Regions from separate parts of the Mus musculus genome. Here all the other regions are linked to region 3. Evidence: chromatin loops called from intact Hi-C (ENCODE). Cell type or tissue: left cerebral cortex. All regions are shown on one strand.

Evidence for each region. Hi-C counts contacts between places; a loop is a spot of excess contacts. Peaks named below come from ENCODE experiments on the same cell type or tissue, not always from the same donor. Only the 100,000 strongest peaks of a DNase experiment are listed, where the experiment ranks them.
Region 1: it touches region 3 in a loop (2.8-fold over the local background); 4 of 42 quality-filtered maps call a loop at or near these places.
Region 2: a loop joins it to region 3, with 3 times the contacts of the local background. A loop is called at or near these places in 22 of 42 quality-filtered maps.
Region 4: it touches region 3 in a loop (2.5-fold over the local background); 2 of 42 quality-filtered maps call a loop at or near these places.
Region 5: it touches region 3 in a loop (3-fold over the local background); 4 of 42 quality-filtered maps call a loop at or near these places.
Region 6: it touches region 3 in a loop (9-fold over the local background); 19 of 42 quality-filtered maps call a loop at or near these places.
Region 7: a loop joins it to region 3, with 9 times the contacts of the local background. A loop is called at or near these places in 15 of 42 quality-filtered maps.

The regions. Positions count from the first base shown.
Region 1 is chr17:30,506,040-30,510,039 of GRCm38, reverse strand. All of the region lies in intron 6 of Btbd9 (BTB (POZ) domain containing 9), which reads left to right. Among named protein-coding and RNA genes, the nearest start is that of Btbd9, 68 kb to the left of the region's middle. In left cerebral cortex, a CTCF peak has its summit at 2,033 (motif pointing right); DNase peaks (open chromatin) are centred at 2,032, 2,246 and 2,605; H3K27ac peaks cover 885 bases.
Region 2 is chr17:30,112,772-30,116,771 of GRCm38, reverse strand. All of the region lies in intron 2 of Zfand3 (zinc finger, AN1-type domain 3), which reads right to left. Among named protein-coding and RNA genes, the nearest start is that of Zfand3, 110 kb to the right of the region's middle. In left cerebral cortex, CTCF peaks have their summits at 431 and 1,828 (motif pointing left); DNase peaks (open chromatin) are centred at 376 and 1,832; H3K27ac peaks cover 1,349 bases.
Region 3 is chr17:30,453,033-30,457,032 of GRCm38, reverse strand. All of the region lies in intron 6 of Btbd9 (BTB (POZ) domain containing 9), which reads left to right. Among named protein-coding and RNA genes, the nearest start is that of Btbd9, 120 kb to the left of the region's middle. In left cerebral cortex, a CTCF peak has its summit at 1,981 (motif pointing right); DNase peaks (open chromatin) are centred at 341, 1,992 and 3,519.
Region 4 is chr17:30,002,555-30,006,554 of GRCm38, reverse strand. Zfand3 (zinc finger, AN1-type domain 3) reads right to left here and starts at 1,516. Exons shown (of 6, transcript NM_001356265.1): 1 at 1,247-1,516. The coding sequence starts at 1,317. In left cerebral cortex, no CTCF peak of the experiment used is centred here; DNase peaks (open chromatin) are centred at 827, 1,552, 1,923 and 2,147; H3K4me3 peaks cover 2,862 bases; H3K27ac peaks cover 2,287 bases.
Region 5 is chr17:30,199,940-30,203,939 of GRCm38, reverse strand. The region is part of intron 5 of Zfand3 (zinc finger, AN1-type domain 3); the gene reads right to left. Among named protein-coding and RNA genes, the nearest start is that of Zfand3, 200 kb to the right of the region's middle. In left cerebral cortex, a CTCF peak has its summit at 1,957; DNase peaks (open chromatin) are centred at 107, 2,233 and 3,532; H3K27ac peaks cover 2,713 bases.
Region 6 is chr17:29,974,243-29,978,242 of GRCm38, reverse strand. No RefSeq gene overlaps it. Among named protein-coding and RNA genes, the nearest start is that of Zfand3, 29 kb to the left of the region's middle. In left cerebral cortex, a CTCF peak has its summit at 2,299 (motif pointing left); DNase peaks (open chromatin) are centred at 1,322 and 2,285; H3K27ac peaks cover 235 bases.
Region 7 is chr17:29,885,969-29,889,968 of GRCm38, reverse strand. It overlaps Mdga1 (MAM domain containing glycosylphosphatidylinositol anchor 1), which reads left to right and starts at 1,391. Exons shown (of 17, transcript NM_001368423.1): 1 at 1,391-2,522. The coding sequence starts at 2,456. It overlaps Gm41559 (a long non-coding RNA gene), which reads right to left and starts at 68. Exons shown (of 3, transcript XR_003952341.1): 1 at 1-68. In left cerebral cortex, a CTCF peak has its summit at 2,240; DNase peaks (open chromatin) are centred at 2,595, 2,889, 3,111, 3,674 and 5 more places; H3K4me3 peaks cover 4,000 bases; H3K27ac peaks cover 2,164 bases.

The DNA of each region.
Region 1 (4,000 bases), 53 kb before region 3:
ATCTTAATAACTAATAACTAATGGCTTGCTCATTTTTGAATGTTTACAGCAGGTTTTGTATATTTTTGGTTCTGAGAAAACACATAACATAACACTAGGTCTGCCATGCCTCTGCCTGTGCGGGGTAACCCTGGCAGCGTCCGCCTGGCATGGTGGTGGTTGCGTCTCCTGGCAGTAAGGAAGCGCCAGCCTCACACCACAGTTATCACTTCAGTGATGATGAGTGGAAGGAAGTGACTGACCTTTCTGAACCCTTGCCAGGAGTGGTGTGTGTGTGGTGCTGTTCTATGTGCACCAAAGTTTTACTAACACCAGCTCCTCCTACCTTAACCCTCAGCTGGAGCTGAAGAAAAGCGACTTGCAGTTTATCTGTGTGCATCTTTATCCTCAGACCAAACCTCACTGTGTCACTTGTAAGAACTTTGCATTGATAACGACTTCTCTCTCTCTCTTTCTCTCTCTCTCTCTCCCCCCCGTGTGTGTTTGTGTGTGTTATGTGAATTGATACTGCAGTTAAGTGTTATATTGATGCTTTATGAAAATAAAATTTTAATTTTTAAATATCAGTCACCCCTGTCAGTGTTTTGAAATACTTTTTACTTTTATATCCTGCTCAGGAAAGTGGGCTAATGCTAAAGAATCCCAATGCTACAGAATGCTACATATGTTTCTAATCCTTTAGAAACTCTTTGAAATCAAATGTTGAATTTAGGCAGACTGTGGTGGGCTAGGTTGGGACAGTTGAATTAGTGATCGCACCCCTGATGAGACAGGTCTTGCTTCTTGTAGCAGGCACTTGATTCTCTACCAATGCTTCCCTTTGATGCCCGTTGCTTGTTTGAATAACTACTGTTTCCTTTCCCTCCTTATTCCCATTTTCTTAGAGCAAGAAATTATTATGTGTCAAGTATGTCGCAGAAAAAGGAAGGGGTGTTGCAGAACATTTGCCAGTCTGTCTTCTAGTCTCAGGGGTTACATTAGAGGCCTTCGGTGATGATAAATACCTCACTAGAGGGGCTCTGTTTTTACTCAGAACAGGGATTTAGGCATGCTTCACTAGCCCAGGAAAGAAAATTGTCTTCGTTCGTTCGTTCGATCGTTCGTTCGTTCGTTCACTGCTTACTCATTCAGCAAATTAGCACCTGCTTTGTGCTCTACACTGTACTCAGTCCCGAGCTTGTAACACTGATAGATGTCAGGGTTTCTGCACTCATCAGTTGAGAGTAGCATATACACAAATTTATAAGTACGGGTCACTGAGAGCAGGCATGTATTTTTGAGTAAGGTTGCCAGGGTGGTAGTGTTGTAAGCGGAGAGACAGGAGATGCTATGATCTCGTCTCTGCTCTGAGCATGTAGGCCTTCTTTGGTATATGGAGAATGTTGTTCATATTAGCTAGTCTTCTGTGGGAGCCTCATTAGATGTGTACTAAAACTGTAGCATTTGTTGGGGTAAAGCACTTGAATCTCTTTTATTGCCTCCATCTATTCCGTCTCCCCTCCTCCCTGCTGTCATTGGCTGTGACATCCCCCCACCCATTCTCATTAGATTATAGTACCTTCACAGGGCTGTAGATCTAGGGGACAGGTACAGCAAATGAGGAGAGAAGTGTTTCTATTTATGGGGCGTTCTCTCCTCGCCACACTAGCAGTGCATGGATGTGTGTGTCTGGTCAGCCTCCACTCCCTCTGCCCCATCTCATCCACTAACTGGGCAGACAGAACATTTGTTTGCTTTGAAAGGCAAACACTGGCATAATTGGGCAGTTCACCCCGAGGCTTTAGATCCCTAGTCAGTCACGCTGAGTCTTACTCTTCTCACAGGACCAGAAAGCTCAAACCTTTGCGAAATGCCCTATTTAGACATGGAAGAGTGGGAAGGGTCCCACTTTGAAGAAGTAGCCATTTTAGCAAACACAGTTTGAATTGTTCCTCTACTTGTAACTTTGATGTCATAATTGAACTAGCACTGAACAGCCTACTGGAGGGGAACATTTATTTTCTAAGAATGTAAAGCAAAACATAGCCACATGGTGTCACTAAATTATAACAATTTTACTTAGCGCAGAAGAGAATTTAAAATGATTTTAAAAATATAACTGTATTTAAATATAAACTATTCTGAAGTCTGTGGTTTGTGAAATAGCACGTGAAACTATTTGTACTGTTTAAGTCTCTTACTGATGGGAAGCATTAATTATGCCCAGTCTGTGGGTGCCCACTGTGTGCCAGCTAACTCAGGAGTCATGGGCTGCAGAGTAGAGGGCACGTGGGCTTCTGTAGTAGTTATTCTGGCTTCTTACAAATCAGGTTTTCAGGCATTCTTCTGGAACTTTGAAATAAGTAAAAGAGTAACAGATAGAGTCACTGAATATTTATGAGGAGTCAGAAAACCAGAAGAAAGGGGGACTGAGGATAGAGGGAGAAAGTCAGAGGGCTGGGGAGGCAGGAAAGGGAGCAGCTGAATGTATACTAAGTACTTCTTGTGGGCCAGGCATGCTTTATTCCCATGTGTGATCCTCACAGCAGCCTCATGGGAGGCTAGATTGTTGTATAGATGCAGAACTTGAGCATTGGAAAGCTGAGCTCTTAAGCAAAGGGTCTAACTCTGTGTCATACGCTGCCATTACTGGGCGGGAGATGCAGAAGCAGCTCTCGGCTGCACGTGCAGCATTGTGGGAACACCTCAGCATGCACAAGCCTTTGGGCTCAACCTCCAGAATAAAGTGAATGACTAGATGAATCCTGGCAAAGCAAAAGAACAGCTCTGCTCTGGAGCTGCAGGACACACGATCTAGAAGAAGCCCTTGCTGCCCCCTTTCGGGGCGCATTCCACCACTGAGCTAGGTCTCTTAACTCCCCGTGTGGGAAGGGCCCTTTATAGGAATACTGCAGGAGGCTCACTGTTAAAGACTGCTCTGCTCTAGTTGGTCACAGCCACCCAGTGTTAATGGTGATGAGCAATTGGGGGAAGTTTTCTTTTGAAAAATGCTCCAAAGAGCTGCTTAGCAATCCTTGTTCAAGGTATGCTTTGTGTCAGTATGTTAATAGAGCTTTCGGTTTTTCTACCCCTTGCTTCCTCTTAAGATCATTTTAGGCTTTGTTAGCATAGTGTGGGCTCTGTTTTCTTACTTCCTATTTGTTTTGCTCCAGTTCTATTTAGAAACAAACAACATATATTATGAAATCTCTCTTCTTAAGACCTCCTCTTGAGTTGCCTTTTTTAAGTTGAGAAATTATTTATTATTTTCACTTAGAATCTTATTAGGGTTAAAAAAAAAAAAAAGCCCAGAGCAAAACCAAACCAAAAAAAAAAAAAAAAAAAAAAAAAAAAACCCAAAGCACTGTGGTTTATTTTAAATAAGACCTTTGAGAAATGGCCATTTATGCATGAGTTATTCAATTGAATCTAGGCCTTTTTGTTTTATTTTGTTGGTTTAAAGGATAATAGCGTTTTGAGCTCCTTTTGTGTGTGCAGCAGCAGATCAGAACATGAGAGAATAGATTGGGCTTTTCCTTTCCCTTGCAGTTTGTTTTGTAGTTTTAGAGTGTGTCTTAATAAGCTCATTGCATGAAGATGATGCTAACGGCACTAATAACCCGTAATTACCACAAATACCAGTTGCCGATCCTCATCATGGAAGGGCAGGAGCTATACTTTATTCTGTTAGCAGTTGCTTCCCAAGCAGTTAGGTTCAAGCAGAGGTGCAGATGGCACCCCCTAGATCAGTCATCAAACCTCAATTCTCATGACTTACCTCTTTTCTTTTCTTTTTTTTTTTTTTTTAACAATGGAAGACACTTTATTTTTTTTTTAAATCTCTCAACATTTCAACTCCGTAGAAATCAAATGCAAAATATGTGCATTTTAAATTAACATATACTCAACTACCCGGATCACAGCGATCTCCTATAGTGAGACACACCTAGGAGGGGAGAGGCCTTGCCAGTCTGTACACTGTATTTCCTGGTGGAACACACTGGACTTCCTCAGGTGGCCT
Region 2 (4,000 bases), 340 kb after region 3:
CTGTCATCAGTTTCCACTCTAAAAAATCCTCTCAAACCTAGATCAATTCTAACCGGTGATCTGCTACTCGTCTTGACCTGTAAAATCTGTTACAAACCCCTGAATGAGTGGAGCAGGGTCAACCCACGCCAAGCAGCTCCCCTTCCATCTCCCCATGCCGAGTCTTTACCCTCAGTACATGAGTACATAAGGTTTGCCCATGGTGCATGTGGGGCACTTCCTCGGCCCTGCCCCCAGCCATCACTCTCGTCTTTTCAGTCAAGGTTCTGAAGACAAGGCCTTGCTTGATTTAGGCTGAAAAAGAGGTACACTGTGTACTAACTGAGAAAGCAATTACACAGCCAGCATTAGCAACACAAAGTAGCCAGCAGCAGCTGGTCAAATAGAAACACCCCCAGTTTGTGGTCTGAATATGCTTGGCCCATGGGAAGTGGCACTATTAGAAGTGTGGTCTTAGTGGAGAAGTGCAGCCTTGTTAGAGAAAGTGTGTCACTGTGGAGGCGGGGTTTTGGGGTCTCAAATATCTACGCTCAAGTCTGGCCAGTGTGATCCAGAGCCTCCTCCTGGCTGCCTTCGGGTCAACATGTAGACGACCTCTCAGCTCCTCCAGCACCGAGTCTGCTGCATGCAGACATGCATCCCACCAGATGACAATGGCCTAAACTTCTGAAACTGTGAGCTAGCTTGATTTAATGTTGCCCTTTTATAAGGATTGCTATGGTCATGGTATCTCTTCACAACAACGAAAACCCTAAGACACCCAGAAAGCAAGCACTTCTGGGTTGAAATAAGCATTAATGGGGTTTTTTAACGCTTTTATAAGGTTAAAAGAGGGTTAAATTTCTCTATGCCAGAAACTCTTCCCCCGCTCTGGAGAAGACAGGTTAAGAAAGACTCAGTGGGGGTTAAGGGCAGATCTGCTTGAACAGTGTAACAAGCCCCACCACTGCACTTGGTTCCCTTTAACAGCACAAGATCCATGGGCATCACAAGCACAGGATGCTGAGTCCAATCCTAGAACCAGAAATCCACAGGGAACGGCAGCTGGGAGGCCACACCCTGTAACCCCAGCACTGGGAGACAGAGACAGTGAGGCCCAGGCCAGAGAGAGATCTTGTCTCAGGGGAAGTAGGTCAAAGCTCCTAAAATGACACCTGAGCCAACACACAACACATAAAGGGGAAAAAAAATTTAAAAAGAGAATAAGATTCAGAATTGTAACTTTGTTCCCTATACCGTTTGAACTTCAAATTCATAACATGAACTAAAGCACAGTCATTACTATAATTTAATTTAAAATGGTTAAAAGCAGTTACCCTTCTTTAATTAAATGTCATAAATATAAAATAAATACCACTTGAATAAGCCACAATTTTTGTTCAATTTCACTCTTTCTTTAAAAATGTCTAGATCACAGACCTGGAGTGGTAGTGCACATTTTTAATCTTAGCACTAGGGAGGCAGAGGCAGGTGGATATCTATGAGTTTGAAGTCAAGACTGGTTTACATAACAAATTCCAGGCTAGCCAGGGCTACCCAGTAAGATGCTTGTCTCTAAATTGATGTTCTCCAACTTAGGGAGAAAACCAACTGTCAGATTTGACAACAAATCCTTTAAAACATTTTTTCATCTGATTTTATTTCACAATGGTTTTTTTAAATCACAATTTAAAAAAAAAAAAAGAATGTTGAGGGAAGGGAGGAGCTTTGATGAAGAACCCTTAAAAATACACTCAGTCCTGTTTTCAAGTTGCTTCAAAAAAATTCACTCAGTCCTGTTTTCAAGTACAAGAGCATCAGATATGCGCCCTCTGCTGGCTTCACAAAAACTCCCTTGATGTTCCTCTGGGCCCAGGAAGAAATACAAAAATACAAAGGGCTACAAAAGGGCTGGGTGCACATTTCACAGTAAGATCCAACCTTCAGGAAAGCAATTTAGCAAAAATCTCTTAGGTCAGTCACACTGGATACCTCCCTCCCCTACGCGCTGGGTTATTCTTACCCTCAAACATCTCTAGCTTGCACAGAGAAAAGGTAACACTTCTCTACTGAATAAAAACACTGTAGAGTAATTGCAACATTTGTGTTCCATCAAAAGTAACAACATACAAAACTACACAGGTAAATGCAAGCCTGCCCAAAAACAAGAACTTAAGAGGAAATTCTTGTCATTTTCCCACAAGTTCAACTTTGTATTAATGGTCTTTCAGATCCAAGAGGACAAAAGGTCAGAAAACTGATCCACAAAGCAATGTATCAATATCCTTCCATTTGAAGCTATTCTTTTAAATTTTAAGTTATTTACCAAATAATATTCATTTTTAAATAATAGAGTTTCTTTCCAGACGACAGTTTTAACTCTGTAATAAAAAAAATATTGTTTCAATAGCCAAGCAATATATTTTAATTATTGTGCTAGGTACCACAAGTAAAATGTCACAAAAATTGTGCCCTGTGATTAACTAAACCTTCTCTGAAGGCTTCTAGAGAGAACAGAAAACAAAGACAGTCCACTCACAGCACAGTCTAAACGTGAGCAGAGTTTGATCCGCTATGAATACTGCCATAGAAAACAAAATGTGCCATAACTCATTGTACAAATACATATTTATAATTTTATTGAACTTTTCTCATCTAGGCTGACAGCACTCCCTCCAAAAGTTCAAGACCACCTACCAAAATTCCCAGGACCAACCATGAGAAGCCCTCTTTTGAGTTGTTGGCCAGAGCTGTCTAGCACACGGCCCCCTGCTATTGATTGCCCTAGGTTACCCTCAGCCAGGGGTGAAAGTTAAGTCCCTATTGCTGAAGATACCACGCAATTCAGAAATAAGGCCCAGAAGCCCCGAGCTAAAAGTGACACACACATACTTAGTCACGTATCCTACTTAGGGTTCAATTCTTTTGGGTACACATTCGCTTTAGCAGAACTACCAGGTTGAGCAATGAATTTTTGGAAAAGGCATATTATTATAACGATGTCTTCAACTGGTGAATATCATGAAAACTCTAAAAAGTTTTTCTTTTGCTGTATTGATGGAGACGCTTACTAGTGAGAACACATACTAGAGACCAAAGCCTGGGCAGAGAGCAAGTGCAGCTACCACTTACTTAAAACACTGAAGCTATATTTTGTCCTGACCTAATTCTTATTTTTCACAAGCAATGACATTTTTCCTATAAGTATATGAAACAGATCTTACTCTTTGGTTATTTTTTTTTCTTGCCAAAGTGCTTCCTTGTTGCCTAGTATACACTGTAAAACTTTTCAATTTTTTTCTGAATATTTTAAATTGAGAAAGTTACGTATTTTATCATACACAATGTTATTCTAAAATAGGTACTATGCTATGGCTAAATCAAGCTCATTAACATATGTGTCACTTCGTGTACCTCTGTTTTCATGACTTTTTAAAGTACTAAACTGTAACTGACAACAGTGACTGATGCGTCAATCAGATCCACTATTCCCAACAAAGAGAGGGATGTCTGCCTTAAAATACGCCTCACACACAAGCACAGGTCCCTCGCCAGTCAAGTTTTCTGAATAAAAACAATGAAGAATCCCCCAACCTCTGCTCAGCATCTGACTGTCTCATCTGTAAAGCCTCCTTGCTTTACAGACTCATGCTGAGTGTTTGGTGGTACAGATAACATGTCCTGCAAATCATACTCTGTGGAAGGAGACACACCTATCTGCAGGGCAACCAAGGGCAAGAGACACCAGACAGTCAGGGGCAGAGCTACACCAGAACGCTCATCTCCTATTATCAAAACATGCTTTGTCCAATAGGACCAAAGCACCAAGCGGTCCTAAAGTTGCTCAGTCCAAGTCAATGAAAAGTGTGCACTCTGTGCTTGCCAGTAGAAACAGGCTGAGGGAAAGAAATGCAAGCTACTTAGTCTTTACATTCAAACAAACCACTCTGCATTTCATTAAGATTTAGGAGCTAAGTGAACTAACAAAGTTCCTTTAAGTTCTCTGGGTCTACTTCCTCAT
Region 3 (4,000 bases):
AAGTCTTATAGTACCTTTACTATTATTTAAGATATTAATTAAAAGGAAAGAATCAAAGTAATGACAGTCGTGAAGGCCATTTTTCATCCTACAGTTGAGGTCATTGTGAGGTTGCTTGCCTGCCACAAGCTTGACAGAGTCCGGTGTAGGTCACTTTCACCTCATGGTGCTCATTTGCTTTATCATTGTCATACAGGGTGTGAGGCTCCTTTCCAGTGTCCTCCGTGTGCTGTGTCCTTTGAGGTTACACTCATGCCCAGCTCCCCCTGCTCAAAGGTTGGGAAGCTTGACTCCCCTACTGTCTTCTGTCATCCCGCTTTAAACCCGTAACTAGGAAGAAGCAGGTGAAGTAATTGAGATGGCTTAAGTGAGGCATTTTTATTCCTGAGCACATCCTGTTCCCTGTGAGCATCCCGTGGGGCTGCGCTACCGTTCCTCCTCTTCAGTGTCCTTACTTTCCAGATGTCCCTGCAAGGTCAGCGAGGCCCTGTCTGCCAGCCTCACTCAGACTCACTCCCATGCCAGCGGCCCTTCTGTGTACGGTGAGTGAAGTAAACAGACCGCAACCTCCCGGCTCTTCAGTGTGGGGCAGTAAAGGGCTGGACTTGTATAGAAAGCCGCTGTAAGGAGGTTCACTGGTTCCGCTGAGTGCTTCCCAGTCCACTAACTCCACCTCAAGTGCCCCTCCCTGTGCGATGGGTCTTTTGCAATTTTCAGTCGTCAGAGGGGCCAGAGAAGAGAACTGACATCTTTGAAGATGTTCTGTGCATGTTTGAGGTGGTAGGGCCAGATGTAGCTCTTATATTGTGAAATTGAACCCTCAGTGTTGGCATGAGATGGGAACCCATTGTTCCTTGTACATAGATGAAGACTTTCTGCTCGCCACAGAGCGGTCTGAGTTTGGACCTGAACTGTTGCTGTCATTGTAGCACTGCATCCTTGGTTCCTATGACAAGACTGACTATTTTCCAACATGTTCAAAGCTTTATATTTTTTGCATAAACAAAAGAGGAAAATCATTAATTTGTATTATTCTCTTGAAAACAGCCTAGTTCATTCTACTCAGTAACTGTTTGATTTATGATCTGGGGCAGTGTTTTCATGCCTTATGGCTTTTTATGAGTAGAAAACTGGGAATGTTATAACAACCTTACTCATTTTGGTTCTTATTGTGAATGAAAGTATGATCCTTTGACTATGAAAGATCAATGTTTGGGGGGCGGGATCAGAAGCATTTTGTATTAGCTTGAGGGAGCTGCTTCCTGCCACCTCAGGAAAACTATTTGGCTCTAGAAAACTGTTGACACACAGAAAGAGAGTACCGGATACTTTATGACCCTAACTTGCTGTTACAATGCTCACAGGTTGTGTAACAGAAGAGTGTCCCGTGATTTTTATGATCTTGTTTAAATTTGAACGTTTAGGAGTCAGTTGTCAGTTTCTACTGCAGAAGGCCAGCCACTGGCCTGGGACTGGAGGGATCCACTCGCTTCTCCTGAAGCCCTGAACCCGTGTGAGGCTCTGTCTGTCTCCTGTCCCTCAGAGCTTGTCTTAGAAGGAACAAATGAGATTTGAATAAAGAGGTTTAAATTTTGTGAGGGAAAAGTAACAGTGGGAAGATAGTATGACATGATAAATGTGACGAGATAAGCACTCGTGTTAAAAATAAATAAATAGGGCTGGTGAGATGGCTCAGTGGGTAAGAGCACCCGACTGCTCTTCCGAAGGTCCAGAGTTCAAATCCCAGCAACCACATGGTGGCTCACAACCATCCGTAACGAGATCTGACGCCCTCTTCTGGAGTGTCTGAAGACAGCTACAATGTACTTCCATATAATAAATAAATAAATCTTTAAAAAAAAAAAATTAAATAAATAAATGAATAAATAAATAAATAAATAAAGGCGCTCATGTTACTCCCTTTGTTCAGTGTGAAAAGAATGGAACAGTGGCCTCTGAGACTTGCATTTTGAACACTTGGCCACTGGAGGGCGCTATGCCACTGCAAACCACTTTTTTCAAGGGAGAAGTCATCAACTCTCATTTTTCTTCAAAGATAAAGGATTCATATTCTTGTAATACTGAATCCGTTCATACTTAACATTCAGCCTTTAGCTGTGGAAACTTGTTTGAATGACAGTAATGGCTTCATTTCAAGTTATTTAAATGTTTAATGCTGTGTAATTTACACAAATGTGTATAATCCTTTATTTAACTAGATGAAAATAATATACTGTTAACATTGTTTTTTAGCATTAATTAATGTGACTAATTATAACAAAAACCACTAAATCAGTTTCATTGCATGATCAGACTACAGAGAGGCTTCCGTCAAGCCCAGGCTGGCACAAGTCAATGCTGTCCTCAGCCCTGCCCCCTCCCCCCCATTCCACACTCTGTTTTTATTTTAAATTTGCATTCAGTGTAACTACGGCTACACTAGGTTAACTGGAGGTCCTTTTCTGCTAAAACTCATTCTTTCAATGAAGGAGGTTCATAGTACTGTTCTTCTTAAATGAAAATTACTCTCAGTATTTAAACAGAGAGAAGGAATGTCCCATGTGACAGCCCTTATCCTGGCACCTGCAAGACGAATGAGAACTCTCTTTTCTCAGGCATCCTGCCGGAGGACCCTGTGAGCCCAGCCCATGCCACCATTGACTCTCAGTAGTCAGCAAAGCAAATGCCCCGCTGTTCTCCAAGCTCTGACTGCTCTCAGAAATCAGATGAGTCCAAGTCAAAACCAGACGACAGGTTTGTGGCAGCTGGCTTGCACTGCTGTGATGTGTTCCACCAAAACTGCCCATTACAGCCCTCTGTCTGTAGACACAAGTCATTCTTTCTCAGTAAACACTGTTTCTGCAGGTGCTGGAGAAAGAAACTTTTGCTCTCTCAAAATAATTGTTAGCTCGAAACAAGCTATCTTACTTTCCTAAACTCTGGAGATTTTGTTCATAATTCGAAGAAATTTTAAGCGCTAAAGTACATAAATATCTCCTTATTTTTAGATAAAATTCTACATTTAAATTGTTTAGGTTTTCCAAAATCCTATAAACAAGGTTCATCAACTGTTTATCATACTTTTATATCATTGTAATTTTTATGTGCATGGCAATATTTTGGGAATGAAATTTTAAATGGAAAGCTTGAAAGGTGATTTTGTACGGAAAATGCAGTCTTTCAGCACACTGAGGGTTAACAGGTTTTTAATGAATTCATGTTTGTGTACATTGTAATTTTCCTTACCATACTATAAGTATTACGTTGTTTGTGTGCTGTGTGTTTGTGTACCTGTGCACACACAAGCTCTCCCACAAAGTATCATTGTCCGGTGTCACCGCTAATTGAACCACAGTGTGCTGGCTCTCGGGTAGAAGCTGAGGAGCTTCTGAAGGAGGCTGCTGGAGAGTGAGTGATGCAGGGTTTAGATTATGTTACCTCCCTCCTCTGCTCCTGGAGCTCTTCTCTGCATTTGATCCTTGCACACACTGTCTTAGTAGGTGGACGTGTCAGCCCCCTTTTACTGCTGGAAATGGAGGGTACAGCTCCAGTCTCCTGCTCCTGTAACTGTCAGCCCTCCCACCATCTTCCTCCTGTAAAAGGTGCCCGCCCACCGGCTGAATGGCAACAGATACTGGAGGCCTGGTGGGGTCTCTGGTGGGAAGTCTGGCCTTTGTTTCTCTCTGCCTTACACATTGCCTTAGGCTGTTCTGTGTGTGGGTTTTCCTCTAAATGAGATCTGGTTATTCTTTTCCCATGTTATCCATGACAAAGCAAGCAGTGAAGGAATTTTACTTTAGTGGGAATTTAACCCTGACCAAAAAGCTTCTTTCATGATAGTCTTACCCTCCCCATAGTTTGGAAAGTAGTCTCTCAACATGAAAGACAATAAACAGGATTGAAAATGGAACCGGACAGAGAAGAGATGAATGAGATATGTTGACTGTCATGGCGGCATGAGGGAGTGTTGGTTTGATTGTTATAGCGACAGCTGAAGAAC
Region 4 (4,000 bases), 450 kb after region 3:
GCTACTTCCCAGGGTATCTTCACTAGAAACAGCCAATTTCGTTCATATACATCCCAACACAATCTTTAAAAAGGATAAAAAGCCTGACTCTCAAAAGCTGCTGTAACTCTCCAGTAACCTTACACAGAACTAGTCATGAGCTGTGACCATTGCTTGTTAGGTGACAATCTAGAAAACCCAAAGTGTTCCAAGGACCAACTATAACTGCTGGTAGGAGTGGGGGGGTCCCATCTATCTATCTAATCTATTTGTAACTTCCCCCAACTCACCCTAATGAGGCATGGAATTCTATACTCTGTGTAGTGAACATTTAAAAAGAAAATTTTTAATAGGGAAAGAGAATTTGAGAGCCAAGGAAGGAAGGCAACTCTCACATTCCACAAGCTAGGCTGGCTGGAGGTTCTGTTGAGAAGTTTCTGTTTTCGGTTCGGTTTAGTTGGGTAGGGGTGTTTATCTGTTTGGGGGATTCCTTGTTGTTGTTTGTTGTTGCTGGTGGTTATGATGATGGTGGTGATGATGGTGATAGTGGTGGTGGTGGTGGTAGTGGTGGTGGTGGTGGTGGAGGAGGGGTTTTTTTGGACAGAGTAATTTTACAGACTCCCTGAAACATGTTTTAGATTAAAAAGTAAGACCCTCAACAATGCCTTTTAACTTTACACCCCAAGCCCAAATTCTGGACCCTGGATCTGTTCAAACGTATGACGTGTGAACAGCTTCCTAAAAGCAAATGGGGACTGAGATATAATTTAGGAAGTGATGATGCAAATCTCCCGGGGAGCAGCAGGGAGGAGGGGAGGTGAAAAAGTCAGAGGAAATACCCTCCTGATGGCTGGGCACCAACTCATACCAAGATGAGGGGGAGGCGGACTGGCCTCCACAGGCCAAGGGAAAAGGAAAAGGGGCAACCCTGCCCCGTCAGAAGTGCCAGCGCCGCCACCTCGTCCCTCCGGCTCACCCGTGGCCCCTCACCCCAAGCCGGCCTCGGGCCAGCGAGTCCCACAGAGGGTAGCGCGGCCCGAGCGGTCCTGGTCCTCCTGCTCCTCTTATTCCTATTCCTCCTCTTCTTCCTCCTCCCCCCCCCCCCACCAGCGTCCCCTTCCCGCAGCCCTCCTCAGGCCGAGGCCGCGGTCCCCGCCCGCTCCCCCGAGGCCCGGCTTCCGCGGCCCAGCTTCCCGGGGCTCTGGCCTCCCTCGGGTCCCCACCGCCACCCCGAGGCCCGAGCCCGCGCCCCTGCCCCCACACTTACCCCCAGAAGCCGCAGGGACAGCGAGGCGGCAGGCTGGGCGCTTTGCTGCGCTCGCTCCCGGCGTCTCCCATGGTGCTCGGCGGCGGCGGCGGCGGAGCTCGGAGGCGACGGCGGCTGGGCCTGAGCCCCCCTCGGAGGAAGCGGAGGCGGCGGCGGCAGCGGCGGGGGGCGCGGGGCGGGGGGAGGGGGAGGGAGCGGGCGCGCAGGCGGGCGCGAGTCCGGAGCTCCGAGCCGGGATTCCAGGCGGGTCAGCTGGAGGCGGGCCGCACCACTCGGCCTGCGGAGGGGGGGGGCGCGGCGAGGAGAGGGAGGGGAGCTGCGGAGGAGGGGCTGGGCCGTGCGAGCCGGGGAGATCTGGCGGCCTTGGCGGCTCTCTCCGCCGCCCCCCAGCCACGGCGCTGTCCCGTGCGGCGGCGCTGGCGGGTCCGGGGCTGGGTGGGGAGGAACCCGTAGCCCCCGCCGGCAGTGGAGTCGCAGCGGCCGGCTGTGACGCCCCGGGCCCCCGCTCGCTCCGTAATCCCCTCCCCCGCCCCGTAGACTGCGCTGACCGGACAATGGCCGCTCCGCCCCCTCCCCGAGGCGGACACCCCTCCCGAGGCGGCGCGATGGTCTCGCCCGGGGGAGCCACCGCCGCCGCCGGAGCCCGACGGATCAGCTGGGATCCGGGCGTGCCACTTTGTTCAGAGCCTCGGAGGCTGGGCGGTGCGTGCTCCTCCCGAGTTCCTCGTGCGAGCCGCCTCTCAGCCCTCCATCTTCCCAGGACTTTTACGAGAGCTAGCCTGCGCTCCTGGCTGAGGAAGGAGAGCGGGTTTCAGAGTCCTGTGGGGGAGCTTTGCCTCCACCCCCCAGCTGAGACAAATGGTACGCCCCAAGCGGGCCGGGGGCCCAATTAGTTGTTTGGGGTGACTTGGGTCGGTCCCAGAGCGGCGGCGCATGCGCCTGGAGACCTGGTAGTCTGTCCAGAGCTGGGTGGAGCGTTTCCAAACCCGGAAGTTGCCTAGGTGTCCTGCGTTCACCGCTGGCCGTCTGGGTCTTCAAGGCCACTGTTCTCGCGCCCCTGATGAGTGCCGCGAAGCGTTCCTCCCCAAACTGCCAGCCGCCGGAGAATCTCGCTTCCCATTTCCCCTACTCCCAACCCACTCAGACAGTTCCCCCGGAAAAGTGGCCTCCGTCCTGCCATAAATGAATTTCAGGAACATCTCTAGATAGCAAGTCGTGGGGCAGAAGGAACTTGCCCAAGTGTTTCACCCCTCTGATGTCCTCAGTTGGAGTACCCCAGGTCCACTCCCACTATCTTGATTTGGAAAACCTCCCTGGGGTAAATATGGTTGGTTTGGGGGAGAAGATTTAACTTGATCCCTACTGGACATTAATAAGTGGCCAAACTTGAGCCGTTGAAAGAATTCTTTAATATTCCTTACCACAGTCCTAAATTCTTTCTGTTCTCCAGTCAGCGGTGACCAGAATAGTCCACTAGCGATCACTAATTTGAACACAAAAGAAACGTCCACCAGAACTCTTGGAGAAGTGACCTGACCTTAAGGGGTTTGGAGCCAACTTAAAAGTCCAGAACTTACGGGAAGGCTACCATGTACCCTCTCAACTCCAAGGGAACCCAGCCCCAGAGAATATTACTTAGACTAACTTTATTACCAAATAGTACTTTTCCTTTCCTTTATATCAGTTTGGGCATTCTCTGAGTTTGTTTCCGCTGACATCCATTCTCATGGCCTCTAAATACCTAAAAACCAGGAATTACACTGAGTTTAGAATCCTTGCAACAGTACAACTGAGGGAAGACAATGATCACAAAACTTTAACGCCACAGTGTTTAATTCTGATTTTGTGAACATTCACGCGCCTTCAATAGAACAACTGTCAAAAGTGCATAGGAGCTGGGTGGGCATAATGGTACGTGCCTTTAGTCACAGCCATCCTGAGGCAGAGGCTGGCAGGTTTTTGTGAATTTGAGGACAACGTGCTCTACATCATGAGCTCCAAAATAGCCAGGACTCCATAGACATACCAAGACTGGGGGGGGGGGGAGGAATGAATAAACATATACAGCATTCCTCATTCTCATGCTACCCTCAAATCTTCTCTCCAACTCATGGAATTGCCACATAAAAAGAGGCAGCCTTTAAATCTAACAGGAAGATGAAGTCCCCTGCCCCACTCGCATCTCTCTGTATTGGCTTCTTGATGATTGTCTTTTCTGTAGAAGAGAAAACCCAAAGGAAAGCTGGGTGTGAGTGTACTTGTTGCCCAACAAACAAACCACTCACCTGTCTGCCTGCCACTAATTCAGCAAGCATTTCTTGAATACCCAAGATGTCTAATCCCTCTAGAGACAAGAATGGTTCATACAAAGAGGCTTCCCAGCAAGTTCAAGCTCCCTGTATCCAGGAAGTAAGATCCTTAGCCTTCTATCTTCCTCCAAGACTCTACCCACCATTCTCCATCATGTCCCCTACAAGTCAGCCCCCTGTCGTTCTTTCCTAAATGCACCTTGCTTGTTCTCGCATCATTTCCCCTGACTGCCCATCCTCTTTGCCTCAACAGCCCTTCCTCCCTCTGGCCCAGCATGTTCCTACTGTTTCAGTGGCATGTTTCAATGCCCTCCACCTCTACCACAGGAGAGTTGGGTCCTTCCTGTGCCCATTATCGGACAATCCAGCAATTCTCTATATGTATCTCTTCTTACACAACTGTCTTCAAAAGGACTAAGATCGGAGAGAAGTTAACCCATATTCG
Region 5 (4,000 bases), 250 kb after region 3:
GCACCTCGCTCTGGGAAAGCATTAGCCACTTACACTGCATCAGCAGAAACCCTCAGCTTATACCCCACCCACTGACTCAATGCCCAAGGCAGAATCTGAAGCTGAATGCATTAGATCTCAGTGCCTTCATTTCATCAGCCCCAGCACGTGGACGGACAGATGCACGGACAGACGGCGGCTGCAGTGTGCGGGAATGGAAGACCTGCTTTACATTCTCCTCCAGCCCTGGCTTCACATGGTAGAGGAAAGCCATTATCCAAGAACCAGAACCGGAGTCCAGCTCCACGAGCCCAGCCTGTGCTCCGCTGCAGAAGAAAAGCATCGGCCGGGTGGTCAGGTCACCTGCCAGGGCCACAGTGGATCACCAAGCAGGCCGCCTCGGTCTCTCTTCCGAGCGAGGAAAAGGAGGAGTTGCCCTTTGGAAAAGCCCACAGCTCCTTAGAAGTCACCCAGCACGCGGAGGTCCTAACGTAAAAGCACACACCTGCTGTTTCCCCAATCAAACCCTGAACACACAAATGTTACGTGGGCCAACGAGAAGCAGAGAACAAGGGCCTCCCCAGCAGATTCACCTCAGGTTTGAGAGCACCCAGCAGTGACAGTGAACTTGTCACATACCAGCTGGGTGAGCATGCATTTCAAAACAAGCAGCCCCACCCTGCTGGTGGCCTTCTCCTCTGCTTCTCCACGACCTCAGTCTGCAGTGCTTGAGACAAGTACCTTCCCCGCTCCTCACAGGCCGTCTCTAAGTCCCAGGATCCTCTTCCAATAGTGAGCGCACGTTTCCCAGAGCTATGCCATGGGGAGGCAGTTCCCAGAATCCTCTGTCATGCACTGTCTTCCTAGGTGGACAAAGCCTCCTCACAGAAGTCAAAGGTAGATGCTTCCAACCTAGCGCGATCTCTGGATCCTGCTGACTGCACTGCCCTCCAGGGCAGTCCCCAATGGCTGCCTCTCACACAGCCTTTGCTGCATCGAGAGGAGCCCCTCGACTCCCATGGCAGCTTAGATGTCTTCAGCTGCTTATTCCAGCTCTAAAGCTACTTGCACAGCTTTGCATTGGCTATTCCACTTCCTGAAGCCAAAAAACCACGCTTCTATAGTTTCCCATGCACTCCTGCTGCTGCAGGTAGAACCAGTTTCGTTCAAAGTAATGAGGAGAGGTCACAGCCACTGTGTTCTCTCAACCTAAGGGACAACCATGAGTGTGAGAGGATGGTTGGTCCTCACTCTCCTCTCAGCAGCTGCCACCAGCCCGACTTCTGGCATCTGTGCTTGCCCATGCTTGGTGATGTCACCTTTCTGCTTTCCTCCTCACTGGCTGCTACTTGAAAAGCAAGGACCCTGCATCAAGTCCCACAGGCACCCAATGCTGAGCCACGTTGCAGAAGAGCTCCAATCTCAAACTGCAGATCCCACAGACTCTGCAGTCCCGTGCTCAGAGCAGAACCTCAGTCCTCCTGAGCCTCCAGAGACTGACCCAATCTTTCCTGCCTCATAACTGGCAACTACCCACCCAGCTGTGATTCACGTAAGATCCTGGAGTCCTCTCCTCCTCTGCTTCTCACAGTGGTTTCTGCAGACAACCCTTAAATCAGGCCCAAGCTTGCCCTGTTCTCCACTGCATGCGAAGGCTGCACCGCAGGAACCAGGGCACTGTGCTGAAGGAACAGGCACAGGGGGCTGAAGGCCAGAGGCCCCTCTCGCACAGCATCCAGAAGGACTTTGGGACATATGGGACATATGGGTTACCATTTAGGATGCACTTATTTCATATGTGTTCATTCCTCTTTGAATACAATAATGGAATATATGAATATAATAAACTTCAAATTGTATAAATAGCAATCACCAAAAGTCTCTCATCTCACTTTCTGTTACACTTCCTGGAGACCAAGCCACCACGGCCACCAGCCTCTGAGGATTCTTGAGGGCCTCCACACCAGCATTTCTGCTTCTCTACCACAGGGGGATTTTTACAATGTGAATCAGATGATGTCACTCCAGTGCTTAAAAAACCCTTCAGTGCTAGAAATAATAAACTTACTAAGGCCAACAAGCCCCTGGCTTGGCGCTGCGGTCCCCACTCTCCTGCCACACCACGGGACCCCAGGCACTGGCTGTCCACACAGGCTCATACCACGGGACCCCATGACACTGGATGTTCATACAGGCCCACACCACAGGACCCCACGGCACTGGCTGTCCACACAGGCCCACACTGTCGTCTTGGTCCAGGACACCTCCTCCCAGGCAGCCTGCTGTGAGTTCTCTGCGCCTTGGTGATACTTCTATCTGAAGTGTCTGAGTGCTCTGTGTGCCCATGTGCTGCACACCTCCCCCAAAGAGAACAGCACGGAGGCAGAGATTCTCATTCCATTCTTATAGGATTCAATGAAGACAGACAATAAATAACTTTATCTAACAGACAACTCACTAAAAACAAGAGAATGACTTCTAGCATAAAGGGACACAATGCTAACAAAGCCCCCCCCCCCCAATCACTGACTGAAATGGACATGTGTGTGAGCCAACAGATTTATTTTTCTACTGCTGTGATCAATCCAAGCATCTGCTCACAGATTCCCACAGAGCCACATAAGGACAGCATGTGAGGCTGTGGGGTCACAGATGACCTGGGTGGATGGACAGTGGAGAAGTCACTTCAACACAGCCTCCACTCCTGCCCGCTTCCCATCACCACACTAGTATGTTGGTCAGTTACTCAAAATTCAACAGAAAATTAACCCTGGTACAACAGCTCGGCTCTAGGGAAGAACGATTTAATCGAAGCAAGAGCATTAACATAAATCTGGCCCCTTAACTTGTAAATCTAGATAGAGCCTCCCTCTCTTCCTGGATTAATCTGTAGCTTGGCAGGGCAAGTACAGAGAAGCATGTCGCCCCATGTATTAATGACAAGGACTCACAAGCCGTCCTGTGTTAACTCAGCTCCCCCTCTCGAGGGCCAGGACTGACCCAGACCAAGAGGACGCTGGCCTGAGTGGAGGGAGCACCCAGGAGGAAGAGGCTTGTTGGGCCTTGCAAAACTCCAAGGGCAGCTGTCAGAAGTCGGGGGTCAGTCCATATGACTTGTCTGCCACCCCCACACAGCCCAGATCCAGCCTGTCAGACAGTAGGGGAGTCTGAGAACCCAAGCTCCAAGGAAACCAAGACTGGGAGGAGAGGATGAGAAGAATGCCTCACTCACAGGTGTGGAGGGGGCTGTTGGGAGCCAGCGCCTGGGTCTTCTGAGTGCTCCAGTGACCCACTAACACAATCACCTTTTTTGTTTCTGTCTCTGAACTCTGCTGTGTGAAGTCCATCTCAGCAGAGCTGAGGTGTGCTAAGTCAGTCAGCAAGGGGTGCAGCTTCTCAGCTAACCCAGCCCAGCCCTCTCAAGGCCCTCCTGGTCCTGTCCCAGGGACTTGGCTCCCCCGCAGCCTGGCTCTGAGTCTCACAGACTGAAGAGCTGCAGTGCCAACAACACCCAGCACCGTGAGAGCCAACAACCCAAGACCATAGCAAACAGACAGGCTGAGGCTGGGAGGTGGTGCACACCTTTAATCCCAGCACTGGAGAGGCATCGGCAAGTGGATCTCTGAGTTTGAGGCTACACTGGTCAACAGAACTAGTTCCAAAGCTATGCGAGAGAAATCCTGTCTTGTGCCCCATCCCCAAAAGATGCTCAGAGAAACCAGTTTCCACTGCTGTTATCGCAGGGTGGTGTTCTGTCTCCTGCTGGCAAACAAGACGAGAAGCTGAAGTGGCTGCCTTGTTGGAATCTGTCTCCAGGACCTGTGTTGTGTGACCTCATCCAGACTTTGGCCTGCTTAAGTAACGGTACTTTCCAGAATTAGACACAAACTTCACTGATACTCATCTAGGAGAAAAGATGGCACTGAAATCTCAGCTAACAAGGAATTATGTTCCAGGGTTGGGCCATCGTCCAGCAAAAGCAGCGACAGGCTCAAGGGGTGAACAGTGTTTACTGCTCGTC
Region 6 (4,000 bases), 480 kb after region 3:
CATTTGAGAAGCAAAGAAAGGCAGAGCTTTGTGAGTTCAAGGCCAACCTGGTCTACAGAGTGAGTTTCAAGGCAGCCAGAACTACACAGAGCAGCACTGTCTCAAAATAAACCAACAAGAACGTATCCCCACAAAAGGTGTGGAAACCAATAGCGATACCAGAGGTAGAGCTCTGGTCTCCAGACATGCATGTACTGGAAAACATAGGTAGACATGTACACATATGTATACAACACACACACATTCTACATGGCCATGTGCAGAGATGAGCATCAGAGAATCATAGATTCGGTTGTTGCAGAAGAGCTGCCACAGATGAGATACAGTAACCCATACTTGCAACCCAAGCCAGGATTGGAATGCTGAGTCAGGAGGATTGACACAAGTTGGAGCTCAGCCTGGGCTACATAGTCATTCTGTCTCAAAAATAAATAAAAGTAAAAAGAAGACAGGCAACAGGAGCAGCCTTCGCCATAGAGAATACCAGGGAGCCGCTTGAGGTGTCTCTGCAGAGTGGGCACCAGAGCCCAGAGCATCAGCAAAACTCCCTTCTGAGAACCCCAAATCAGAAGGACAAGGATCTATCAGGTAAGTTAGAACACCGTTGGAGCTGCAGATAAAGGGAACCCTGAGGTCAAGCGCAACACAGTCTGAGCCAGGCCCTAAGTGATGGAGACTCCTGAGAGAGTTTGAGAGGCCGTCAAATCCCAAGGTGTCAGCCGTGACATCTGGACTGGTGTTCCTTCTTTCGAGACAGTCTTTTTTTTTTTTTTTTTTTTAAATTTTGGATTTTTTTTTTTTTTTTTTTAAAGATTTATTTATTTATTATATGTAAGTACATTGTAGCTGTCTTCAGACACTCCAGAAGAGGGAGTCAGATCTCGTTACGGATGGTTGTGAGCCACCATGTGGTTGCTGGGATTTGAACTCTGGACCTTCGGAAGAGCAGTCGGGTGCTCTAACCCACTGAGCCATCTCACCAGCCCTCGAGACAGTCTTGGTGAACACATATTGCAGTCCCAGAAAGGGACTGGGCTTGGGGGTGGGAGTGCAGAGGTCAAGGAGGAGAGGAGCTGGGGGTGGGGGGACGGACATGTTCACACATAGCCTTGGGTATCACTCCAGGTAGCACTCTCTAGGCCAGGCAGAGGGATTAACAGATACTCAGAGTAAATCGTGCTGGACTTGGTTCCTGGAGTTAAGCCTCAATCACTTTCAAGCAAAGGCTTGTACGCTTAAGCCTTTGCAATTAGGCAAGACTCTGTTCTCCCTGGGAAGTCCCCCAGTCTGAAGGAGGGGTGGGGGACAGAGGTCAAGTTGCTTGCTGCAAGCAGATGGCTGTGATGGGAGGTGGGAGCGGGGGTCTTACTGGGTGTGGGAAATGGAGGGGCTATGTTCTCTGGAGCACACACCACACTCTTCTAGCTGTGTGGCTTTGGATTCTTCGATCGATATCTCTGAGGCTCAGTATCATCTACTTTGAGGTGTGATGGAGATTATTGACAAGTCAAGGCGAAGCACCAAAGGCTGTGGAGAGCCTGTGTCGACCTCTGACCTCACATGGGGACAGCTCTGATATGACCGTGGGCTATGATCCAGGTGAGGGACAGACACAAGCAAGGTTAGCAAGCCTGCCTAGCACATTTCAGCATCCCTTAAATCAGGTATGGTGGCACACACCTGTAACCCCAGCACTGAGGAAGTCAAAGTAGGAGGATGAGAAGTTCAAAGCCACCCCCAGGCACAAAGCCCATGGAGGCCAGCCTGGGCTATTTGAATCCATCTAAACAAACAAACAAACAAGAAAGCAAAACAAAGTCCGAGTAATCAAATAAATAAATAAATAAATAAAAAAGATACCCCTGCCTCAAATATATGTACATATAAAATGCAGGTTGTGAGCATATCCAAGCATGTGTACTAACCGCACCCAGCTTAGCTAGTGCTTGGGCTGGAACCCTGGGCTTCGTGCATGCTAGGCAAAGCCTTAATCACCGTAGCTACAGTCTTCAGTCCCTGACTGACCTGATGATAAGGGAAGAAGCTGACTTAAGGCTTTCAGGAGATCAATAGTAGATAGATCGAGCAAGTACGCTCCCCTGATTTAGGAATCTCTCTGTAAATGAGAGATTCTAGTCCTGATTTTAGGCAGAGTTTATTTCAGATTTAGTGGAGGCCCAGAGCTCCTGGGAGGCCCAAGAAGCATCAGCACCGCCTCCGCAGGCTTAGTCCAGGGCTCTTCCCAGCTTAGGAACATCCAGATGGCCGGGCCGCTGGGCCTGGCTCCCTCTCGCCCCCCTGTGGTCACAATTGAAACAGCCCAGAGGCCTTACTGCCAGCACTGGCTGTTCAGCAGATGGATATGCCCCGGGCGGCCCCTCTTCTCTGGAACCCTCTTCTGCTATGGAGGACACCACAACTGATGAGTCACCCCCAGACAGGAGAGAGCTGCAGAAGAAACCCCGTCTCCAGGAGGCAGGAAGAAACTCCAGACTGTTTCCTGGCCTGGTTTCAAGGCAGTCCCCACAAACTTGGGCTTTCCTGGCAACAGAGGAAGGGAGGTGGCAGGGGCCTGAGGTGTACATTCTGGCAACAGCTCCTGTCTGTTATTCCACATCCACCCCAGATCTCCTTTAGGCACAAGTCACTAGGACCAGCTTGTACTCAAGGTGGCCAGTTACCTTCTCCCTGCTCCCTGATGCCAATCTGTGACCTGTTTCATCAGATATGAGGCAGATAACACCTTTTCCATCCCAGAAAATAACACCCACTGGGGGGTTATTGGCAAGCTTCTCCATCCCAGGGAATTATACCTGGATGTCAGCCTGAAATAAGTTTGGGGTCTTGCTTGTTTGTCCAGTTGTTTTGCATTTGTGTGTGTGTGTGTGTGTGTGTGTGTATGTGTGTATGTGTGTGTAGGTTAGAGAACATATGAGAATTGGTTCTCTCCTTCCACCATGTGGACCCTGAGAATTGGTTCTCTCCTTCCACCATGTGGACCCTGAGTATTGAACTCCGGTCATGAGGGTTGGCAGCAAGCCCCTTTAACCACTAGAGTCTCTGATCCACTGAGTCTTCTGAAACAAGGTTCCTAAAGGCAGTTTTGGGTGGGAGCCCTTCTGCGTGTCTGTTCCTTCTTGTACTCACTCATTGAACACACATTGATTGTTGTCCAGCTGTATGTTAAGTACGAGGATGTGGCACGGGTATAGAGACGCAAAGTCATTGTCACAGACCCTAATCTGGCACTGAGTAATGTGGTTTGTATTTTCCCCCTGAACCCCTCCTTTCAAAAGCTGTTTCCAGAGTGTCTCTGCTTGCTAGCTGTGCGACCTTGGGCAGAAAACAAACAAGGAAAAACCAACACGGTTGCAGGTGTGGCATGCTATGCTGTGTGATTTATGTCTGTTAGGCTATTCTGACAGTGCCCCCGAGGTAAGCTGTACTCTTCCCAGATTCCGAGGTAAGGAAATGTAGCCTCAGAGAGCTTCAACTGCTGAAGCCCAAAGAACGGGCAGGCAGAGGAACCACAGTTTGGACTCAGAGCCACCAGCCTTCCCAAGGCCGAGTCTTCAATCTGCAGGATAAACGGTTTCACATCTAAAATGCCAGCTTCTTCATTTCTTCTCCTGTTCCAGTGATAGGGAGCTCACCCTTCCTGGTCACAGCCCATCATGGTGGGCAAGTCTGGACATCAAGAGCCTGAAGCATCTTGACCACAAAGCATCAGCAGCTAGAAGCAAGTGCCGGATGCATGTGTGCTCAGCTCTTCCGAATCCCTAATGTCACAGTCCAAGACTCCCTACCCAGGGAAGGGTCCCTCTCGAAATGAAGATAGCTCTTTCTATATCGATTCATAAAACCAAGATAATTCCCTACAGGTGTGCCCAGGGGCCCAACTCATAGCTGATCCCAATTCTGTCAGGATAATCAGTTCTAACCCTCGAAATAGCCTAGCAGTATTTAAAAAAAAAAAAAAAAAAAAAAGACAAAACCCAAA
Region 7 (4,000 bases), 570 kb after region 3:
GATCTAACCTCCGAGCTTGTTAGCTGCTGCGGCTGTGCTGTCCGCGCTCCCACGGGCCGCTCTAGTACAATCCCTGCGCTCACGCCGAGATAAATAACGGCGACAGGTGGAGCAGGTAAGATTAGCAGGACCGGGTTGGAGGGAGGACGCTATCGGAGGCGCCAGGGAGGTCGTGCGCCTCTCTGCCCAGCCCACGCCCCTCCCCAAGGGCGTCTGGAAGGAACTACATCTTGGTCACAGCTTCGGGGAGGGCCGGGTTAAGGTGACGGAGTCTCGAAGTGGGGGGAGACAGGCTTCCCGGCTTGGCTGCAGGAAGCGCGAGCACCCCTAGGGCACTTGGCCACGCCTGAGGTCTCACGGGTAGGCAGGATTTGAGAGAAGCGGGCTGAAGGGGACCCTGGGTGTCCCTGTGGAGCTCTGGCACTGGGGTCTTGCTGGCAAACCTGTTGGCAACCTGTGGGCCTCAGCTAGGACACTGCAAGCTGCAAGCGCGTCCTCCTCCTCAGTGCCTCTGGCAGCGTCCCCGGCGCCCGACCCGGGGAGAGGCCGAGGCAGCTTGGAAAGGGGCTGGGGCTCTGCCAGGGGCGGGTAGTGGTGGTGGAGGTGGCGGGATTCCCAAGCCGAGCCAACATCCCTGCAGAGCGACAGCAGGCAACCGCCTCTCGCGCCAGCTCTGGTCTAGGAGAAGCAGACGCCTTGGCCTTTCCCTCCGATCCTAGGCTCCAGTATCACCTTCTCCAAAGTGCAAAACATTCATTAAGTGTCCAGTGCCCTGCAGGCTTGCGTCCCAGCAACCAGCCGCCGGTGCTTGCCCGGCGAGCGTGCGGCGAGCGTTTGCACCCGGCCAGGGCTTTGCCAGCCTGGGCTGTGCAAGGGAGGGCGGAGAGCGTGTGCGAGTGCGCGGCTGCAGAGCCCGCGCCGAACCCACGTTCCCGCTACTGTCCTCGGGATAGATGGATCCATTGCTGCTTTCTGACATTTTTCTGCCAGGGGGCTGGTGGGGGAGGCGGAGATAGGGAGAGAGAGATGGGGGGGGCGGGGAAAGAGAGAGAGAGAGAGAGAGAGAGAGAGAGAGAGAGAGAGAGAGAGAGAGAGAGAGACTGCTTCCCCCAGCCCTGTTTTGTTTTCTCTAATTGGTCCTGGGGGAAGCAAGGAAATTGGACAGAGGCTGGGCCGGGCGAGCTGGGCTGCCTTTAATTGGCTCCCCTTTTTTTAACTGGAGGGGAATCAAACAGGAGAGCGAGCGAGCGACAAAGGGTGGGAGAGCGAGAGACCGATCGCGGAGATGGGAGGAGGGAAGAAGGGAGGAGGGAGAGCGGGAGGCGGGGTGGTGGTGATGGGGAGGTGGAGGAAGCGCGGAATGAAAAGCTCGGAGGGACCAGAAAGCAGCACAGCGAAGCCCAAGTTAGGGAGCGAGCGGAGCGCTCCCGCGGCCCCGGAGCCGGAGTGGCCGCGGTGCCCCGGAGCCCGCCCGGCCCCGCCCGCTGGGGCCCTCTCGGGCCCAGGCCGCCGGGAGGGGGGCGGGGACGCCCAACTTGGGGCGCGGCGCAGCCCCGCTCTCCCGAGATCGCGGAGCCCGGGAATGCCACGGCGGCGGCCAGACGGCGGGAGAGGAGCGGGGAGAGAGGAGGCGGCCAGCAGCTCCTGAGCCCGGGCCTCCGCAAGAGCGCGAATTATTTTCAAAGGACTCAAACTTTCCTCTTTCCCTTGCTGGCTGCGGTCCCTCTTGCTTTGGAACCGTTCTCTGGATTCCCGCGGGGGCGCCGGGACGCGATCGCCTCCCCCGGATTCCTCGGCGGCGGCTCGGCTAACTTCGCGGACTCGGGGACCCGGAGCGCTCGCCCCGCTGCCGAACCTAGTCCTCGCTGCTCCAGCGCTCCAGAGGACCGGGACCCGGCGCCCTCGCCTCCGGGAAGGGCGCCCAGCCCGGCTCCCTTGGGTCGGGCTGCGGAGCCCTCCACACCTACTGCAGGACTGGAGCCAGCGGATTAACCAAAGCAGAGTCCGGGCCTCCTGGCCTGGCTCCGCGGAGGGGCGTCCCCTGGGCGGGGAAAAGACAAGTTTGTCAGGCATCGGTGGCCTGTTGGATCGGAGCGCGGCCGCCGCAGCAGAGAGGTCCCCCCGCGTTCAGCACCCTCGGTGGACAGCCCTGGGGACCTAGGACTGCTCGGTGGCCGAGCTTTCTGGGCCAGGGAGCTGGCTGCTGCGCCCGGTGCGCAGAGGCTTCAAGGTCTGGGGCAGCGCCCCCTGCGTCTCCACCCGGGCAGCCGCCCTGTGGGAAGAGGACAGAGCCGAGTCGCGGCTTGCTCAGACTCCTAGTCTCGGTCGCCGCCCTCTCCGTCGCGACTCAGGGAAAAGGAGGGAACGCAGAGGGCAAAGCGGTGCCCCGGCGGATGCGCCCCCCGCCGCCTCTCAGGCTGCGCCGCCTCGCGGGGATGAAGCACTGGCCGTGAAGATGGAGGTGACCTGTCTTCTACTTCTGGCGCTTATCCCCTTCCACTGTCGGGGACAAGGAGTCTATGGTAAGAGCCAGCGTCCCGCTCTACCCTGGCGGAGCCGCCCGGAAACTTTACAAGATCTTGCTCAAAGTGCGCGCTGCCGGGGCTTGGTGGATGCACTGATGGCCGCGTCTCCGCCCTCGCCTGGGCGCCGGGAGACCGAGCAGGCTGCTCCCGAGCCCAAGAAGCGGTCCTAGGCTATTGGTGTGAGGCTGGGGATGCCGGGGTAAGGTCTCGGCTTTCCGAAATCTTTCCAGGGGTTAGAGAGATCCGGAAGTCTTGGGAGAATAATACAGTGAGCTCAGGAGACCCGGGAAGAGCCCAAGCTCTGGGCTGGGGCAGCTGTTCCCACGGAATCCTTTTCCTCCCTCGGCTCAGCCTCCCGAGTGGAAGCGGGCGATGAGCGATCCGGAGTTGTGCGCGGCTGGCGGGCGAGAAGCTCTCCAGCACCGCGGCCCTGAGGCTGGCTCGCCTTCCGGGCAGTGGCCGCGGCTCGATCGCCTCTTCTAGCTTCTTGGCGGTCTGAGCTGTTGGGCATCCCTTAGCCCAGGCGCCGACTGTTCTCGGCATCCCTTTTCAGACCTCTCCTGAGCCAGCTCTTCCTGTCGCTGGTTCCCAACCACAGAACCCCAGCCCCAGCTTCCTTCTGCCTGCTCGCACACACAGACACATTCAGCCACAGTCCTCAGGAAACGCACACACGGCTCGCACCCATCCGGCTACGTGTCTAAACCCTGCCTCCCGCCACGCAGCTCTGCTCTTGGATGCCCAAGACAAGCTCAGTCGCGCCATGGAGTATTCTGATCACCTTTTCTCCACTCCATGCCGCGGGTTTCCTCACCGAAGACTCCTTGGTTCAATACTACCCAGGGTCATCCTCCCGACGTGCACAGCACAGAAAGTCAGTCAGTCCCCAGAGCCCATGGCCCTGACTTTGCGTTCTGCTCACCGCAGGGTGGGCTTTGTAGTTACTTTCTAATGATGTGTGGCTGGGGTGGGCAGGATTCTCCTGCTTTCTCTGGGGCTAAGAATCTAATTATTCTCTTTGAGAGTGGAGGGTGTTGGACCCAGACAGTGTGGGTGACAGAAGCCATATCCCCTGGCTACTAGCTTCAGGTCTTGGGTCTCTCACTGTGCCAGGCAGAAGGAAGGAGCGTCCCGGGGAGGGGGTATCTGGAAAGTATACGCTCCTGGGCTCTAACAGCTTGGGCTTAATTCCCTGGTGAGGCCAGCCCAGGCATCCAGCCAAACTCTGCTTCTTAATTAGTTTGTGTGTCTCTTACTGCCTGGCCCCTGGCATAGGCCAGAAAAGGCAGGCGGGAGGGATGCTGCAAGAGGCTGAGCTTTATGTATTGGGGGTGGGGGGCTATAAAACAAGGCAGGGGAAGACACCAGAGGCCTCAGAGTTCCTGTTCTCCGGAATCACTAAAGATATCAGCAGCTCAGTCACTGCCACCTTCAAGTGGCTACTGTAACTTGCTCACACACCCTCCTGAGGTGCG